Linked DNA regions of Mus musculus: region 2 is linked to region 1. The links are chromatin contacts, found by Hi-C or POLR2A ChIA-PET in ENCODE. All regions are on one chromosome and are shown on one strand. The core of a region is the stretch at or near the end of the contact, and the rest is flanking DNA. Distances in the headings are between cores, read along the strand shown. Region 1 overlaps Frmd4a (FERM domain containing 4A). Region 2 overlaps Frmd4a (FERM domain containing 4A).

Region 1 (4,205 bases), core at 505-3,004:
ACCCAGGGAGACCACATGCCACAACAGACATGTCAGATGGGGAAGGAAACTACCCTAGCCATCTAATCAGATCTGGCTTGGGCATTGGTTCATACAGAGAACAGTTTAAGGTAGACATGGGGTTATCTATCTAGAAATTGGTGTTCTCAGGCTAAAGATAGATCAGTTGCTAATGTGCTTCCCTTGCAGATATAAGGACTTGAGTTTGGTCCCCAGAACCCATATGGGGGGAGCAGGGTGTGGTAGTGTCGTATGTTTTTATTTCAGCACCGTGGAGGCAAAGCAGGCAGGTTTGCTGGATGGCCAGTGTAGCTTACATAGGGAATTCTAGGGCAGTGAGGGAGTTTGTCTCAAGAGGAAAAGGTTAAGTGTCTGAGGAATGACCCTGGAGGTTGTCCTTTGACACCTGTGCAGGTGCACACACACACACACACACACACACACACACACACACACAGGAGCCAGGTATGGTAGGTAGCACAAGCTTGTAGTCACAGCTACATGGGCAGGTGAGACTGGATGATTTAGAGTTTGAGGCTAGCCTGGCCTACATGGTAAGTTCAAATCCAGCCTTGGTTATCTAGTGAGTTGTTATCTCAAAACAAAACAAACTTATCCACCTATGTGAGACAATGTGAGATTTTTCTCTGCTCAAAGACAAATGTTTTTCTCAAAGGTAGCAACAGGCTGATAGGAACACTCTTCCCAGAAGAGTGCAACATGAGCTGGTGCCCTGGGCATGCTCAGAAGAGGCTCCCCAGTAACCTGTGGGAACAGAGGGACCCTGGGTTCCCAGACTCAATAACCGAGGAAGCAATCTCCCCTTAACAAAGGGGCATTGTTTGTGCTTCTGTCTGCCTGTCAGGTTCAGTATAAAAGAGATGGTAATGATGCTTGCTAAGCCAAGGGCAGATGAGACTGTAATGATGGTTGCTGTGCCAAGGGTATATGCTCCCTCATCTTGACAGTGGGAGAGTCTTGGAGAAGTGAACTCACTCAAGGTGGAGACAACTGGGTTACATCCATCCTGTCTGTGCCTTTCAGTTACCACGTCACAGTAAAGGGACGCGTAGAGGCTAATGAGCCACAGCTCCCCAGCCCCACACCAGATGTGAACAAATTCCCATCATTCACTTTGGCAAAGGTTGCTGGTTTAAAAAGCACTTGTGTGTGTGTGTATGTGGCCATGCCAGACAAGCGTACAACCTCTGAGCCACATTCCAGCCCTTGATGGGGGCAGGGTCTTGCTCTGTAGCCAAGGCTGGCCTGAAACTCCAGGTTTCCGCTTCCCAAGTGCTGGGGTTCCAGGTCTGAGCCACTGTTCCTGGATTGGAGTCATTCTGGTAACTTCTGTCCTTCCCCCATCCATCTCCTCTACGTACCTGCTCTACAGCTTTAAGGCTAGCTCTCCCTGCTGACCCACTGCAAGGACCAGTGTCAGCCATAGGCACTGAGCCTTTGCAGGCCCACTCAGCTTAGCATTATGATCTAAGCAACGATAGACAAGGGGTGGCTCTTTGATCCTGAACCGTGAAGGAGGAAGGCTGCAAAGAATGCTAAACACATTAACTAGAGCTTCCTCTGGTGTGTATAGAGGTGTGGTTTCCAAGGAGAACAGACAAGCTGGGAGAAGCAAGGCACCTAGCCAGGGACAGGCAAAGTTAGAGGGCTCTGCAGCCAGCAATGAGTCAAAGCTGCCCAAACAGAAGCTGGACCAAGTCAGCGAGGAGCAGCATCCTTATCGCTCTGAGTCATTGAGCAGAGCCATCCCCCTGGGAGCCGGCTCATAGCTAATGGAATATTTCCTGTAAATATTATTTTCGCTTCCTGTCTCATCATCTAATAGAATAAAAAAAAATCTTTACTCATCTGGGGGAGGTGACAAGAACCCATCAAATACTGGAGCCACCGGCCCTGTCTCTGAACTACTCTCAGGGCTCTTAGGAAGCCACGCTGGCTGCTCCGGATGCTCCAGATACTTGGATTCCTCCTCCTAATGCCTTGGAAGGGACCTGGGAGTGCTTCTAATTGTGCATCTAAGCAGACATAAAAGCCCCCCTAAGTGCACATCAAATAAATAAGTAAATGCTGTCTACTGAATATGTAACAAGGCCTGACTGGCCAGTCCCTTCCCAAAGGATAGCTTTCATTCAATACACATGGCAAGGATAGAATCGCAAGTGCTGATCTGTGGCTAATGAGCACTGCCTCTATAGGAAGGTGTCTGTTGAGGCTCACATTTCACCCTGGGCTGTCTCAAAGCCCCACTGAGTTAGTATTTTCTGCTTTCTTCTTATCGTGGCTTCTGACGGCCAGAGGGTCAGTCTGTCCACAGGTCTGATGGTTGCAAAACAGAAGGATTTCACACAAATCCTGATCCCGGTAATGAAATTGAGCCGTTAGCCACAACTAACCCACACCTCTGTGACTGGGGCTGCACAGAAGGGTCTGATGGTCACGGAGATTAAAGCAGCTGTTGTTCCCTCAGGCTTTGATCTAAGGAATGTGAGGATCTCTTCTTTACAGGGAGCTCCTTGGGAGACAGACCTATTTATGCCCCCTAAGACCTTGATGCTGCCAGCTGAATCAACAAGACCATTCGGAAATATGGCATTTATTTTTGCATTCACATGCTTTAGAAAAGAAAGAAAGAAAAAAAATACTCTTGCTTTTACTACTAGCATAACTGGCAGAATGCTGTGACAGCCAGCGTCACTGCTGCTGGGCGGGTTTCAGGTTTTGATGTGCTAAAAGTCTCAGTACTTGACCACAAATGCAAACTAAGAGGTAGGCTGATATTGACCCTCAGGGCCAAATGTCCACTGGGTACCATTTCATTAATCCGGAGGTCAAGAGCAACCTAGGCAGTGAGTTATTTCTACACAAATGTTAAAGGTGGTTAGCAGCTGGGAGGAAGCAGGAGACCATAACCTATGGAGAGGCGGGGTGACCTTTGGTCTCCATGATCCTCTCGTTGTTCACTTTTATTGCTAAGCCAAGACAGATGTGTACATGTGTGTACATGTGTGTATGTGTGTCATTCCCTCCTCTGATTCTACATCATAACAAAGATATCCAGGACAACTGCCCATTGGCAAGAGTGATATTAGCTAAGGGATGTTTCTTATTGGAATGTGGTATGTGATGATTGGCAGGAGCTGAAATCTGCGAGGCTGGTGGAAGGTAAAAGGGAAAATTTCACTGGGTCAAGGATGCAAGCAATATTTCCTGAGAGTGGGTGGAGGGTGTCTGCAAAAGCTCACAGGACATGTTATAATGTATTCTCGGCAACTTTTGGGGGTTCTGCCTCGTCTTTATACACGACCTCATACATACAAGCAAGGAGCGTTGCAGAAGGGAATGCACACCCGTGGCAGATTTCATTGTTTTTAAATCCCATTTGCTGATACTTTAGGGCATTTGGGGGTTGAGTCTTCTCTGCACAGCATTTGTGCTGAGCGGTTTTTGTCACCTTCACACAAGCTAGGGTCATTTGGGAAGACACCATTCGAATGAGAACACACCTCCATCAAATTGCCTATGGCACCTCCTTGATTAATGAGCCGTATGGGAACACCCAGCTTACTGTGGGCTGTTCCACTCCTGGGCAGGTGGTCTTGGTGTATAGGAAGGAACACTGAGCAAGCCATGGAAAATAAGCCAGTAAGCAGCTCCCCGACTTCAGTTCCTGCCTCCAGGCTCCTACCCTGTCTTCATTTAGAACTTTTGATTTTTTTCTGAACACATTCGAAAGACAAGACACAAGTCTGAAAAGCCCCGACGTGCCTTACTGTTTCCGACAAAGCACACCAGGGCTGTGCTTGGGGGAGTGGAAGCTAGAAAAGAAATTTGTTTTTGTTTTGCTTTACATTTAAATTTTGTTTGCTTTCTGTGTTTGTTTTATTTTTGGGTGTTTTGTTTTGTTTTGAGATGGGATCTTGATATGTGGCCCTGGATGACCTACAGCTGCGCAGTCAGAGTATTGGGGTTATGGGCTTGTGACTCAGCACCCACCTGGCTTTTCAGAAACGTTTTGAAATGAAGCTCAGAACTGTACTTAGGAAGAGAAGAATCTGCTTGTTGGAGAGATCCAGGTCCTGCATTGTGGGTTATGAACAGCAGGAAGCATAGCTCTTTCTTTTACCCCAGCCTAGCTGCCCCTCCCCCTCCCACTTTGCAGTTCACTTTTCCAAAGCTACTCAGAG
Region 2 (4,205 bases), core at 509-3,008, 41 kb after region 1:
AAAAAGGACACTGAGAAGAAACAGGAAGCTGAGCATGCACAATAATTAATGTAATCAGAATGATAAGAGATAATATTATATTCTTAAAGCAATCAAGTATTATTTTTATGAATATAGAGGCTAGAGGTTGACACCAGGAGTCCAATATCAAATATTTCTTTTGATTTGTGTGTATGTGTGCATTCCAGGCATGTGTGTGTGCCCGTGGAGGTCAGTAAAAGGCACTGGATCCCCTGGAGTGGGGTCACAGGCGGTTGTGAGCTGCTCGATGTGGGGGAAGGGAAACTAACTGGGTTCCTCTCCATGAACAGAAAGCCTTCTACCTTCTGAGCCATCTTTCTAGACTGAAAATAGGATATTTAAGAGAGAGAGAGAGAGAGAGAGAGAGAGAGAGAGAAAGCAGAAATACAAAGGTATTCTTTGAAACATACATAATACATACCTCTCTCTCTCTCTCTCTCTCTCTCTCTCTCTCTCTCTCACACACACACACACACACACACACACACACATACACACACTCATCATGGTTAAAAACCAAAAGAACAGATGAAAGGTATTGCTGACAGAAGCCTTTCAGAAAACAGAATAAAAGCCAGAAATGGAACCCTGGACACAAGCCTGCCCTAGCTTCTGATTCCTAGCACTTCCAAGGGGTGGGGGGTGGGGTGAAGGAAGAGATAACAAGGAGATATCAGGAAGAATATGAGTCTCCAGAATAAAAGTATCTACCTACCAGCCAAGAGATACAAAGTGTCTACAGAGACCAGCACTACTGAAATTTTAGATCAAGAGGAATGCAGAGAAAGGCCGCCAAAGATCCAGCTGTTGGGAGACAGCATGGGGAGTGGGGGGACATTTCCAATACATCACCTGATATTCTGAGAGATGCTGTTATGTGGTAGTCCCACATCTAATCAAACTGCTAAGCCAATGGTTCTCTCAACCTTCCTAACTAATGATGTGACTATTTGACACAGTTCCTCATGTTGTGGTGACCCCCAACCATAACATTATTTCTGTTGCTACTTTGTAACTCCTATTTTGCTACTGTTACTAAAGCAATGGGGCAGTATTCATATCAACCACAGCTGTATATAAAAAGATGGGTCAGTATCCAGATTAAGTTTGCATGGTACACACACACACACACACACATACACACACACACACACACACACTTTACCTAGTAATTATAATTCATAAAGGGTCATTTTACCTCCAATTCTGCTGCTTTCAACATAGTAACTGTTCTCTACACATGCATGATTGGTCCACCTAAATACATTATTATGCTAATCCTGTCATGTACACCTGTATTTGTTCAGGGTATGTGATGGGGTTGGTGCAATGCCATCATGCCAGGTACTCACGTGACAGCATCTACAGGTGCGTGGACCTTCCTAGAGATGATAGAGGAGTGGTGTCTCAGTTCCTAAAACCATCAGAAATATGTGCTTTCCGATGGTCTTAGGAAACCCCTGGGAAAGGGTCCTTCAACCCCCAAGAGGTCGTGACCACAGGTTGGGAACCACTGTTCTAAGATGCCATGAAGGGAGGATAAACACATTTTCAGACGTGTAAGGATATCCTTTCTCTAGATTTACTTGGGGATGCTGTCCAGGAAAACATCAGTGTAAAACAAACAAGCAAACAAAACCCAGAAGACAGATGACCTAATACAGAGCGGGGGTGGGGAAAGACCCAGACAGGAAGGTGGCCTCCCACGAAGGAGTTATGAAACCCAGCCAAGTTCGTGTTGGAACTGGAGGGCAGAGGGTTCCAGGAGGAAGACTCAGGAAATCACTAGCAGCAGCAGTCACAGAACTCAAACCAGAGGTTGTTGATGAATCGCCATTGATGTTGAGACAGAGTACGAGAATAGATCTGGGAATGGGTGGGAACTGTGAGCAAAAGCCAACGGCTCAGAGAAGCCAAACAAGCGAAAACAAGACAACGAATCCCTTTAGGTAAAACAACTCATTGTTTAAAAAAAGAAAAAAGAAAGAAAGGAATCACAGCCACGGGGAGATGCTTGGGTTAGTCATAATGTCACGCTGACGGTTGTTATGGCTTTTACCCAGAAGCAATGCAACTACCCCGAGAAACCCAGGAGAGGGAGAGTGTGGGTGGCTTCGGGGACACACTGATCCCAGTCTCTCTTACAAGGAATTCATGAATGGAGAGGGGACAGATCTGGAAGGTCTGGGACATTTATTTAGAAAGAAAGCGGCAAATAATAGAAGCAGCAGCAACATGACTCTAGAGGGCAGGCCTTGGGTGTGTAGGAGATGGTCACCTTTGCTAATGGGCCTTCAGGAGCCATTTGACCTCCATGGTTTAGGACAGTGTCTGTGCTTGTGTACGTGTGAACAGGGATGGCTGTCGGAGGACACCCTGTGGGAGGTTGGTCCCTGCTTCTGCCATGTGTGTCCTGGGAGGTCAAACTCAGTTTCCAGGTTTGGAGACGAGCACTATGACTGCTGAGCCACCATTGGACCTCTCGTTGCCCCTTAAGCTGTTTCCTATTACTTTAATAATAACAACACACACACACACACACACACACACACACACACACTTTGTGTTGTGTTGGGGATTAAACAGGGCCTCTCACTAGTCACTACACACTCCTAGTTCTGATTAAACCCAGTCCCTGACTTCTTTAAATAATTTTTTAAAAGATGTTTTCTAATTTGTTTTTATTTTGTATATGTGTTTTGTCTGCATGCATCTATATATGGCATGTGAGTACCTGGTGACCAAGGTACATGAGGTCTCCTAAGACAGGAGTTACAGACAACTGTGAGCCACTATGTGGTTGATGGAAACCAAACCTGGGTCCTCTGTAAGAATGACAAGTGTTCTTAACTGCGGAGTCTCCTCTCAGCTGCTCTGCTCAGTATCAAAAATACAACTTAATATTTTAAAATATAAATGGAAGTAGGTCTGCAAAGAGGCATGGTAAATAGCTTATTTTACTTCAACAGCGTAGTTCTAAAACACCGTAGGAGTTGGGTATGGTGGTGCAGGTCTGAAATTCCAGCTCTTCAGGGGGCCAAGGCAGAAAAATTTTAGTTCAAGGATAGCATGGACTATATGGTGAGTTTAAGGCTAGCCTGGATAACTTGGTGTGTTTTTTTTTTTAAAAAAAACAGTAAAAAGAGAGCCCAAGATATAGCTTAGCGGTAGAGTACTCGCCTAAAGCGGGTAAGGCCCTATGCTCAACCTGGAGTCTGCAAAGTGCAAGCAGGCAAGTGCAAAGAAAAACACCGTCAGTCAGGCACCAAAAAAATAGCAAGTGGTCCGATACTGAACTCCTGGTGAAGTCAATATTTATGTGCACATCACCCTGCCTTCTGGGATAATGTCTCAGTGTACAGCTGGGACATGTGGGTGGCACAGAAAATTGTAGCCAAGAAAAGGGTATCGGAATCCAAGTAACTTGATCAAGTGCGTGGCACAGTGCTAAGTGCGTGGCACAGTGCTAAGTGTGTGGCACAGTGCTAAGTCTTAGGAGTTTCCCAGACGTGGGATGGGCTTGCAATGTCGGCGTTTAGTCAAAAAGGAAAAATGAAGCTTGAAGACACTGAGGCAAACATTCATATTTAGTTCATGTCGGCCACAGAAAAACCTAAATATCTACAACCGTGTGGACGTCTGTTTCTGTCCCACGCTGTTGGACATGGCTGATAGGGCACTGCAGTCTGGTCACTCATAGTTCTTACGAACATCAGCCTCCTCCTTGGCAAAATTTCAGAAGGCTCACCATGAACACATAACCCTGTTAGTGAAATCTGTGTGCTTACTAAGGAAAATATTTGGATGACGGAGGTTAAGCAGTGGTCCTGAGATGTTATTCTGTCTACACAAACTTTAGAGGACCATTGCTCCATTCAAAGTCCATCTGGACTTTAAATGAGGCCAGTTTTAGAGGCTGCTTGCACCTGCTCTTGGGAAATCTGTAGTATTTGCTTCTGAGAATTTAATTTTCTTGGTTTCTACAAGCTCAGCAGGTATGAACAAGAGAAACCGAGCAACTCCAGGAAACAGCTTCCTTCCCCTTTATACATGGACACCCAGCAGGAAGTGGTATGAGTGCCCTTTCAAAAGCTCACTGATTTCTAGCCATGTATTTTAGCTCAAGTCTGCCACCTGGTGGACAGTGCTCAGTTTTGTTCTTTATTTCTCTCTCTCTCTCTCTC

Evidence for each region. Hi-C counts contacts between places; a loop is a spot of excess contacts on that map. ChIA-PET counts read pairs that join two places held with the same protein, here RNA polymerase II (POLR2A).
Region 2: a loop to region 1 is called in a map of heart, with 6 times the contacts of the local background. The contact joins two enhancer-like sites. A Hi-C loop is called at or near these places in 12 of 37 maps with a recorded cell type or tissue (Patski, adrenal gland, gastrocnemius and 2 more). POLR2A ChIA-PET finds 5 or more read pairs at or near these places in 3 of 5 experiments (Patski and embryonic stem cell).

The regions. Positions count from the first base shown.
Region 1 is chr2:4,540,245-4,544,449 of GRCm38, reverse strand. The region is part of intron 11 of Frmd4a (FERM domain containing 4A); the gene reads right to left. Among named protein-coding and RNA genes, the nearest start is that of Gm39751, 29 kb to the right of the region's middle. Within about 2 kb of position 1,754, at least 1 of the 3 ENCODE cell types and tissues checked has a DNase peak (open chromatin) inside an H3K27ac peak, as active enhancers do.
Region 2 is chr2:4,499,358-4,503,562 of GRCm38, reverse strand. The region is part of intron 5 of Frmd4a (FERM domain containing 4A); the gene reads right to left. The region is part of intron 3 of Gm39751 (a long non-coding RNA gene); the gene reads left to right. Among named protein-coding and RNA genes, the nearest start is that of Gm39751, 12 kb to the left of the region's middle. Within about 2 kb of position 1,758, at least 1 of the 3 ENCODE cell types and tissues checked has a DNase peak (open chromatin) inside an H3K27ac peak, as active enhancers do.